2 separate regions of the Mus musculus genome follow, and region 2 is linked to region 1. Evidence: chromatin loops called from intact Hi-C (ENCODE). Cell type or tissue: gastrocnemius. All regions are shown on one strand. Each heading gives the region's core, and the rest is flanking DNA. Links, peaks and the distances in the headings are about the cores only. Region 1 holds the start of Parpbp (PARP1 binding protein). Region 2 has its middle 32 kb from the start of Gm51779.

Region 1 (5,381 bases), core at 88-5,087:
TCAAAGGGATTAAATTCTACCACGTGCACATAATCTTCGCAATCCACGGTGTACGCAGCATTTCTTGTAGCATCTTGCTTCATCTTGTATCCCAAAGCTGGAGCAGTTGTAAGAATCAAATAGTTGTTTATTGCCTGTCAGGAAACTGTGGATCACAAACAAAATTTACAAAGTGTTTGTCATTCAACAGAAGAATCATAATGGGGCTTGGTATAGCAATGTCAGAGCCAGCTCAAAAGAGAAGTCTGCTTATATTAACACACACATGAATAAATTTAATACAAATAGAGTCCTAAGATTATTAAGCAATAGAGATGCAGCACTATTTGTAGTTGGAAAGTTGTACTGACACTGTCATATGCAAGAGTACCATAAACGCCGGTACTACCAATAGTCCCTTCTTTGCCTATGAAGAAATTTGCCAAGTTCGTCAACAGGTTGAGGATTTAAAAGATTTAGCATGTGTTGGGCCTACATGCTAGAGAAAACACAAATACACACACCTGCCTATCTCAGGACTATGCTACATTATTTGTTCGAATTATATGACCTTTAACATTCTAATTTGACAGACCACCTGAACTATCAAGGGTCCGATGAACTGGAAAGTCCCACCCCTGCCTAAAGACACATGGAGTCCAAGAGCCTTGAAGGATAATATCAGGTAGCAATAGTTATAACCAACCATTACCCATGCAATAAAATAAGGAGATTAAAAAATACAGGCTCTGGAGTAATGTGTGATACTAACGTTATTAACACCTGTCACAATCCTCAACTAATTTGTCTCGAGACAGGTAGTGTGTACTGTAGAAATAGCATTCTCACGTGCAAATTAATTTTTACTTTGTTGTTAATGAAAAGGAGGCACCCTAGGCTAAGAAAGAACACGTAAAATCCTGAGTTATCTGCTGAGTTTTTTCAGATTAAGTCCCATCTCAGAGAGACTGGACACATGTTACGCGGGACCGGCAGGTGAGAAGACCATAGAGCAGAGAGGTATAAGGCATGCAGGGGACTTGAGGTCCGGATTTGATGGCAACCCCTGACCTCCAGGTCTTTAAAGCCCTGGGTCAATATTCCCAGGGTCCCTGGAGTTGTGTCCCCCACGCGTCGCCCGAGAAAACCCACTCCCACCTCGCGAGGTCACAAGGAAGAGCTCTGGAGAACAGGGAAGCGCCCCTGGGGAAGCAGCACAAGCTGGCGATCCCCGGTCACCGCACTCGATACGCACCTAAAGCAGGGGAGGCGACCTGGGCAAGGCTCTCCCGACCATAGGTGGCCAGGGCGTGCGCCCGCTCTGCTTCCGGGTCGGAGGGCGAGCGCGGCGATTGGTTCCCAGGTCGTGCCGCGAGATTTGAAAGGGACGCCGAGGCGATTCAAACCTCTGCCTTCCGGCGTCCTGGCTGCGCTGCTCCTCCCTCCGCTTGCACCCAGCCTGGGTCACTGGACGAGGTGGGTCTGGTCTCTTCTGTGCCCCCGGGTCGCAGTTCCAGTGGGCATTCGGGCTGCTGCTCTGCGAACGCATCTCGGTGACAGCGACGTGCCAGCCAGTGGCGTTGTCTGCGCAGTGGCTTCGCCCCGACTTCACGGTGTCCCGTGGAAAAAAAGACGCTAGGGCTTCGGCAAGACCGAAACCCATCAAAATCTTCTTTTAGTCCGTTAGATCGGGGATCTGGCACACGACGAGTGCAGGCTTCTCAGATTTTCTGTCGTTGCATCCTTCAGAGGGCCATTCCGGACCAGGCAAGAAGAATAACTGTCACCTGTCATCTTTTAATGGAGATTTGCTAAGTGCTGGCAATAAGGAGGTTGGCTATTTCCTTCACTGGTGCCTTATAATTCTGTTAAGTAGTCCCAATTATGGACGTGGAGAAATTTGTGGTAATCACGAGGTACAGCTAATGCAGGGGTGTGGTGGCAGGGATAGTTAGCTAAGTGTGGTGCTCTCTCACTTTACCTTCCAGCGACAACTACCTGTCTCAGATTTTCTGCTCCAGTGCACTTTGAATCCAGTTTAAAAGCAAGAGTTTATTCCCTCTGACACCTTCTGTTTTGTTCATATCCAGCGTCTCATCGAGTCTTCACAACAGGCTGGGAGGTAGAACAGAGGGGGCGGCATAGTCCTGATTGCTTTGTGACCATTCTTATACCTGGGCAGCCAGATCTAAAGTTAGGTAACCCTGGAAAAGCTGGAACTACAGTGGATATTGGCATGCCAGCCCAGATGCCTGTTGGTGAATAGCCAGATCTAGAACTAAACATGGTTTTACATGTTTAAATGGTTGATGGAAAAAAAAAATATTTCAGGCAAACTAATCATATCACCCATAGCTCATGCTTTTGTGTCTTCTTCAATTTTGTTTTTTAAGAGATAAATAGGAGATAACCTAGGTGCTCATCAGAGAATTGTGAGTGAGGCCTGGGGAGGTGGCTCACTGGATAAAGCGCCTGGACAGCTATGAGGACTGGAATCCAAATCCCCAGGGCTAACGGAGACACTGGTGTAGTAGTCTGCTTGCAACCCCAGTGTGCTAGAGGTGTAGACAAGTGATGCCGGGGCAAGTCAACAAGGTGGAGAGCAGTGGAGAAGACACTCAGTGTCAACCTTGGGCCTCCATACACATGTGCTTACATAAAGGCGAACATATACACACAGCAGACTTGTAAAAAGAGACACAGAGAAGACTGGAAGTAGAGAGGGGACTGATTCCATAGCATGGCTGCCTAGAATACAGACACATCTAGGCTTATTTTGAAAGGGTTCTGTATGCATGCAGAAGTTAGGGAAAACTTAGAAATCTTGAATTTATGCTTTTTTGGCTATTTACTAGCTTCGTGTCATTGAACATTATTTTCTTCATGTGTCAAAACCAGACATTTGTAGACTGACATCATCAGGACACAGGAGATGGAACAAAGTAATTAATATTAAATGGAAAGTATTTGGCACTAAGAAGCTTCATTTGTTCGTTGGCTTATTATCAGTTTGCTGTGTAACAAAACATCAAAAACCATAGTCACTGTACAATAGCAACCGAGTATTTGCTTTGAATCTGTGGGTCGGCAGTTTGGGCTGGTTAAGTTATTGATTCCTCTGCTAGCCTTGAGCAGATGACTGGTGCTGCCGGCTCACCTTCCATGTTGATGGGGTCTCCCCAGGATAAGCTGCCTCTTTCATGGCTGTGAGTTGTATCAGTTGGCAGCAGGAATACCTTACTTCTCTTTGCATGCTTTCTTCAGCACCTTACCCGGGCTTGGGAGTTAGGTCTCCCCAGAGGGGTCATTTGCTAGGAGGAGCAGGAAAGTCAACATTGAGGTGTAGCTGCAGGTGGGAACCACTGTAGCAAAAGGATCAAGGTAGTGTTAGTGAAGGGAAAAGGCATGTGAAGTAGATTGAGGGAGACCAAGCCCAGGCTTCTCAATGTCCTCAGAGAGTCATGCTTAGTTCTCCCAGACACAGGCTGTGACAGTCATGGGGAATGTTGTCTATTGAGGAAAGTTATTAGAAACTCTGCCAGAGTTTTTACTGGGGAGTAGACTCATAGGCATGCCCTGTCCAACATGTACCAAAAGAGACCAGAGTCAAGGAAATTAGGTGTTCATCATAAAACACATATGATTTATAAAAACAGTTCAGCACAGTTAAATACTCTTAATGGAAACTCTACTGGAATCTAAGTTTTTAGAGCCTTGCTATAGTAACTATTTCACACAAACCTCTTAAAGCCTAGGCTTAGAATTCTAATTATTTCATAGTCTACTACTCAAATCAAGTCTAAGACTGTTCCCAATTCAAGTGAGCAGAAAAGAAAACCATTTATTTTGGAACAATACACTCCCACCCCAAATCTACTACATATAGTACCATTTGTCTCAAAACAACTATCTTAAAATACAGATTTAATTAGTGACATCTGTGTCTATAATTACAAATTTGCATGTCTGTTTTATGTGAATTTTCAAAATTGAAGGTTGGATTTTTATGATTTCAAAAGATTTGGCTTAAGAAAACTAAAGGAGAGGAAAATATGATTGGGCAGAAATGGTATTATTTGGTTTTTAAAATTTCATTAAAAGCACTCTTGGTAAATGTAAAATGAGTTCTTGTTCACTGCTTATGTTTTCTAACCATGCTTGCTTACACATGTTAAATGTTACTTTCCAATTAAAACAAGGCACTTTAACATTGTATTCTGTTCTTCTCTAAGAGGATGGCTGTGCTTAATCAGCTGCCCGTCTTGGGTATGATTAAAGAGTTTAGGAGGAGTTGGCGTGCTCTTTGTAGCTCTGAAAGAACTACGTTATGCGGTCCAGACTCCATGCTCCTGGCCCTGCAGCTGTCCATGGCAGAAAACAACAAACAGGTCAGTGTACTATGGTTAGCTTAACTTTTTTAACCCAATTTTACTTGTTGCCCAGTATAATAAGTTTGAGCCTAATTACACACATCATTTTCTTTGCATTATTTGCCTTCCTAAAATAGAGTGTTTCAGAAATGCTTCTGCATATCTGTCTCAAAATATTACAGTTGGAACTTTTGGAAAAAAATTGCCTGTATATCTGAAATGATTTATTTTGTGTGTATAATTTGAATGTAAAATGTGGATACTTGGTGTGGTGGTTTGTATATCCTTGGACCAGGGAGTGGCACCATCTGAAGGTATGGCCTTGTTGGAATAGGTGTGACCTGGTTGGAATGGGTGTGTCACTGTGGGTGTGGGTATAAGATCCTCACCCTAGTTGCCTGGAAGTCAGTCTTCCACTGGCAGCCTTTGGATGAAGACATAGAACTCTCAGCTCCTCCTGTGCCATGCCTGCCTGGATACTGCCATGCTCCTACCTTGACGATAATGGACTGAACCTCTGAACCTGTAAGCCAGCCCCAATTAAATGTTGTTTTTTATAAAACTTGCCTTGGTCATGGTGTCTGTTCACAGCAGTAAAACCCTAACTAAGACACTTGGTATCTCATGAAAGAAATCATAAAGATTAAATCTGTAGCTCTTATGATTAAATATATTCCTACTTAATAATTGTTCCTTTGTTCCCTAAAAAGAAGCCCTAGAGGAGCAGGTATCATTTTTATTCAATGTAAAGTATTTTATGTCTACTTTCAGCCCTGTTGTATGGATTTAGTGTTCTTAAATCTGTTTATGCATCAAAATCATTTGGGAGGTATTAATTAATTAGTTTGTTTGTTTATTCTTCTCTCATATATTACATCCTGACTGCAGTTTCCCCTCCTTCCTCTCCTCTAAGTCCCTCCCTCTCACCTCCCCTCTCCCTAGATCCACTTCTCCTCCTTTCCCTTCATAAAAGAGCAGGCCTCCCAGAGATATCAACCAAACATGATCAAGGCTGGATAAGGCAACCCATTA
Region 2 (5,381 bases), core at 290-5,289, 160 kb before region 1:
TTAAACCATGCTACGCACCATGGTGTGTGTAGCATCTGAGAGGCTGAAGCAGGAAGTTCAAGAGTTCAAGGCCAGCATGGGCTACACAGGGGACCTTGTCGGATAAAAGAAAGAAAGGAGGGAAAGATGGAAAGAAAGTGTTTTACTAAGGTATTTATTGCTGCTGCAGTGAAACACTATGGCTGAAAAGCAAGTTGGGAAGGAAAGGGTTTAGTTGCCTTACACTTCGCATCATTTGTTCATCCTTGGAGGAAGTCAGGACAGGAACTCCAGCAGTGCAGCAACCTGGAGGCAGGAGCTGATGCAGAGGCCATGGAGAGTGCTGCTTACTGGCTTGCTTCCCATGGCTTGCTCAGCCTGCTTTCTTATAGACCCAGGACCACCAGCCCAAGGATGGCTCCTCCCACTATGGGCAGGGCCCTCCCCCATAATCTCTAATTAAGAACATGCTCTACAGCCTTGCCTAGAGTCCAGTATTATAGAGGTAAATGTTCGGTTGAGGTTCCCTCCTCTTAGACGACTCCAGCTTATATCAACTTGACATAAAACTAGCCAATGCATGAAGGAAGAAGGAAGAGAAAGCAGAAAGAAAGTGAAAGATAATGGAGAAGATGAAAAGGGTATAAGTGGAACAGAAGTGGGGTGAAGGAAGGTGATGGGAGAAGAATATGAGTGGATTATGTCATGTGCACTATGAGATGTACGATGAAACCCATTATGTGCTACTAGTATATGCCGATAAAAATTGAGAAAAGAATGCAGTTTACTTTTTAATATTTATTCGATTAATTTATTTTATGTATATAAGCACTCTATCTGCATGTACATGTATGTGCCAGTAGAGGGCATCAGATCCTATTACAGGTGGTTGTGAGCCACCATGTGGTTGCTGGGAATTGAGCAGCCAGTGCTCCTAATCACTGAGCCATCTCTGCAGCCACAAGAATGAAATTTAAATGGCACTTGAGCTAGTCACTAAGAGCAGGCTGGTGTGGGCAAGTGGCATTGCTCTCTCTGACCCATTCCTTCATATTGCTATGTCAAATGTCCTTGTCATCTGTCTCTCAAGGGACTATCAAGTCCTTGAGGGCAGGCGCCATGCCTGAATTATCTCAACAACAACAACAACAACAATAACTGAAGTAAATAAATAGTTACTGAGTTTCCTTTATATGCTAGCCTTGTGCTAGCCATTCTGTGGGTATTACCTTATTAAAGTAGGGGCTCTCACCTTCCCAATGCTGTGATCCTTTAATACAGTTCCTCATGCTGTGGTGACCCTCAACCATAAAATTATCCTCATTGCTACTTTGTAACTGTAATTTTGCTACTGTTACGAAGCATAATGCAAATATGTGATATGCAGGATAGCTGAGATGAAAGGGTTGAGGACTGGAGAGATGGGTCAGTGGTTAAGAGCCCCAACTACTCTCCCAGAGGTCCTGAGTTCAATTCCCAACAACCACATGGTGGCTCACAACCCTGTGTAATGGGATTTGATATGTCTGAAGACAACTACAGTGTACTCATACATATACAATAAATAAATCTTTGGGTCAACAATATGAAGTAACCAGTACCCACCAGAACTGTGTCTCTAGTTGCATATGTAGCAGAGGATGGCCTAGTCGGCCATCAATGGGAGGAGAGGCCCTTGGTCTTTCGAAGATCATATGCCCCAGTACAGGGGAACGCCAGGACCAGGAAGCAATAGTGGGTGGGTAGGGTAACAGGGCTGGGGGAGGGTACAGGGGACTTTCAGGATAGCATTTGAAATGTAAATGAAGAAAATATCTAATAAAAAAAGAGAGGGTTGAGACCCACAGTTTGAGCACTGTGGGATTAAATCCTCAACATATTTTATCAAAGGAGCTGCTATCATCAGTCCCATTGGCCTCTTAAGGGGGATAAACAGCTTGTCCACGAACACAGCCAGCACAGAGCAGAGATCTCATCCATCCAATCTTTGCTCTTCTTGGACCATGTGTTATTTTGCTTGTGTATCCAGTTGATGTTTAATAAGTATTTATTGAACAGAGAATTGCATACAACAAAAGAGGTTTTTTGGTTTTCAGAACAGAGAACTGGGAACAATTCTCCCTGAAGAGGTGGACCAAACTGAACATGAAAAGGGTCTACTTGATTCCCCAACACAGCTGGTTGAAAGTAACGCCATTTTCTGTTCTACAAACAACCATGTTCTATAGCAGCATGAACACTCTTCTCCCTCTCTCCCTCCTCTCCTTCCTCTCCTTCTCCCTCTTTTTTCCTCACCCCCTCTGTGTGTGTGTGTGTGTGTGTGTGTGTGTGTGTGTGTTAGTGATGACCCCCACCTCCAAGGGAACTCTGTCACCTTCCTGGGACTTCATTTACAAACCGGAGTGACAATTTCTTTACACTTCCTTCTGGCAATGGGAGAAATATCATTTCCCCTTGAGAGATATAAACTACACGTCAGACGCTCTGAAGAAGAGCAGAAAAGAACCTTCATATTTAATATTTATTGAATCCTACTTAACCCAGCATTTCCCAACCCCTTTGCCTTACATAATAATGCTCATAACTAATTCCACACTTTGTCTTTTTTATGTGGCTGGGTGCTTTTGAAGAGGCACTTTCCAGTATCCTGTATGCTCAGGAGATAACCACGGGACGTGGCTTCCAGTTGTTCCTCAGGGATCAAAGCTGCAACTATGATTATGAAATCCTGAGATTTGTTAGAAAGGTTTAAAGGTTCGGCAAATTTACAGGTCATGGCTAGTTTCCTGAAATGGACCACAGGGGGCGCTAGTGGACTGTCATAATGACTGCCACACTCCAGACTTGGCAAGGAAGGGCCAGGCTGGAGCTGTGGCAACCAGGGGCACTTGAGCAGATCCTTTCTCAACTGAATGGAAAGCTACTGAGAACTTGCTCCTATCCCTTTTGGATTTCTGTTTCTTCTGGATGGGTGGTGGTGGTGGTGGTGGTGGTGGAAGAAAGGGACAGAATTCAGAAAAGAAATCTTTTGCCCTTATCCTCAGAGATCAGGTGGGGGGTGGAATCCCATAAAGCAAGACTTTTCATCTACATATCAGTGGCTTGTGCTCACTTTGAGCCAGCTGTGGTTGACCATGGAAGGCCTTATTTTTTTCTTTATAAATTCTTTTATTATAAATTAAAAAGGAGGGCGCAGGGTGTGGTATGCACGACTCTAAACCTGGCAGTCAGAAGGCTAAGGCAGGAAGATGGGGAATTCAAGTCTAGCCTGGGCTACATATTGCTATCCATACAGGGGAGAGACAGATGTCTTTAGAATATACATTTGTTTAAATTAAAAAAAACCCTTAATGTTCTATAACTTTGCTGCTTTTAATGATCTGGCAGGCTATAAGGGGCTTTGGTGCAAAATGGACATACATATCTTTTTATCATCTTTGTCATGTGGCACATATTAATGAAGGCAGCCCAACTTAAACACAATTAACTCATGGAGTGACTTTCCCCCTTTTGGGTGCTAGGGACTTAACTCAGGGTCTTGTGTATACAGGCAAAGTCTCTACCACTGAGTTAACATTCAAGTCCTTCGGAAATACTTAGCAGGCTATTGGTTTCTTTCTGTGTATGTCCTGTCTTCCCAACCAATACTCCCTGAATGTAAGGGTTCCATTTAGGAAGACTCCTTCACAAAAGCCTTTTAAAAGCTTGCCCTCAGAAGAAAGTATAAATGGGAATTGGACGGTAGCCCACAGGCAGAGGCAGAGGCTATGTTCCCACAGAGATAGTCTGTACATGGCTGGTTCAGAGAACTTTTGAGTTTAGAGGATTTTCAACATTCAGTTAACAGCATCATTTCTTTGTATATAGAAAGTGACCAAGGCTCTCAAGTGAGGCTGCTCAGTACCAGCCCTTCCAGTGCTCGAGGTTCTGACTCCTGTTCTTAAACAGGGTGCAACCTCCCAGTACTACAATCGACCTAGTCCTGGGTGTTCCAGAGATTCCAGATGTTAATCTTCACCAGCAGCGAGGGGTGTGAAGCATCACATCACACCCACCAGGGCTCCACTACCCTGTGAAACAACTTGTTTGGACAATTTCATCTTTGTCCGAATGGGAGCAGAAGAGGAAGCCGACGCGGAACACCGAGCTCAGTTGAGGATCTCTGACCAGTCACTACCCCGCTCCTCTCGCAGGGATGCTGGGAAGAACTTGGACGTGACAGAGGAGACAGTTTACACTCTTGGAAAGTTACTGGTGCCTTAGAATTCCAGGAAGTGCTGAATCATAGAGTCACAGACTAGGAAAAGCTTCATAAGAAAAAGATGAAATGAGTATCCGCCGAACACCTTCCATAAAGTGGGGTATATTTTACTTCAACCTCAGTCGCTCCGCTCTGGGTGAGGAAACCGAGAACCACAGTGGAGTAGAAACTTGGCCCCAGTTACTGAACCCGTAAGCTCAGATTTGGACTAGGTTGTCAAATGATGGAGTCATTGCTGGGAACTATTATTATATCAAGGGGTCCTATTTTCACTTTCTGGTTCCAACCGCAGGTAACACAGCACACACTTGTGCGCGATGCCCTCGTCTTTCTTCAGAGCCTTCACTAATAGCAAAGTTCTCAAAGTCACTTGTGAATGTCAAGTTCTCCCTAGGATCTAACTGCAGTCCCTTCAGAGGCACTGCCCTCAGGGGACACGGAAAATGGCTGTAACAGTCCCAGCAGCAGCTTCCCTGACTGGGTTCCAAATTGCTTCTGTTAAAAGAATTGCCAATTCAAAACACATGCGCTGTCTTCAAGCTGGGCCCCACCCCAGATGCTAGGCTTGTTTGAGCCCCTTTCAGGCTTAGCCTGGATACCAGTCCCAATCAAGCCTGGGGACCTAGACAGACAGCAATCAAGATGGAGAAAGGCTCCTCTTCCCCTCTCACACTCCAGCCAAGCCTCAGCTGGGTCTGCTTTCTAAAGCATTTTCTAGGACTAACATTTTATGTAAACACACGAAGGGCCTCATCCTGCCAGGGCTTTGCCAGGAATGAGAAAACACCATTTCTTACGTAGAGACTTGCACATTTTCTATGTCTCTTTCCTAATAGAAAAATCTAGTCCTTTAGAACAAATGCGCACACGGATGACAGGACGTAAGGAGATACAGCCAATGGTGCAGTGGTTTGCATGGAAGAACAAATGAAAGCTTGTGGCAAATGTAGGGGACTTGGAAGCCAAAGATCTGTGTTTAAATATCAACAATGTCTCCTAGCAACTGTGTAATCCTTGGCTTGACTTCCCTGAGTATCAATTTTCTCCTCCATGAAATAAAAGTAATAATACCTAACTCTCCAGGCATGGTGGTATGTGCCTGTAAGCCTAATGCTTGAGAGGCAGAAGGATTATGAGTTCA

What was found. Peaks named below come from ENCODE experiments on the same cell type or tissue, not always from the same donor. Only the 100,000 strongest peaks of a DNase experiment are listed, where the experiment ranks them.
Region 2: it touches region 1 in a loop (2.1-fold over the local background); 2 of 42 quality-filtered maps call a loop at or near these places.

The regions. Positions count from the first base shown.
Region 1 is chr10:88,142,926-88,148,306 of GRCm38, reverse strand. It overlaps Parpbp (PARP1 binding protein), which reads left to right and starts at 1,366. Exons shown (of 11, transcript NM_029249.2): 1 at 1,366-1,811; 2 at 4,212-4,367. The coding sequence starts at 4,215. Nup37 (nucleoporin 37) reads right to left here and starts at 1,315. Exons shown (of 10, transcript NM_027191.2): 1 at 1,235-1,315; 2 at 1-145. The coding sequence starts at 83. In gastrocnemius, for the core only: no CTCF peak of the experiment used is centred there; DNase peaks (open chromatin) are centred at 1,326 and 2,045; H3K4me3 peaks cover 1,564 bases; H3K27ac peaks cover 869 bases.
Region 2 is chr10:88,301,920-88,307,300 of GRCm38, reverse strand. It overlaps a transcript of Washc3 not described here. Among named protein-coding and RNA genes, the nearest start is that of Gm51779, 32 kb to the left of the region's middle. In gastrocnemius, for the core only: CTCF peaks have their summits at 838 (motif pointing right) and 2,769; a DNase peak (open chromatin) is centred at 2,795; H3K4me3 peaks cover 515 bases; H3K27ac peaks cover 1,830 bases.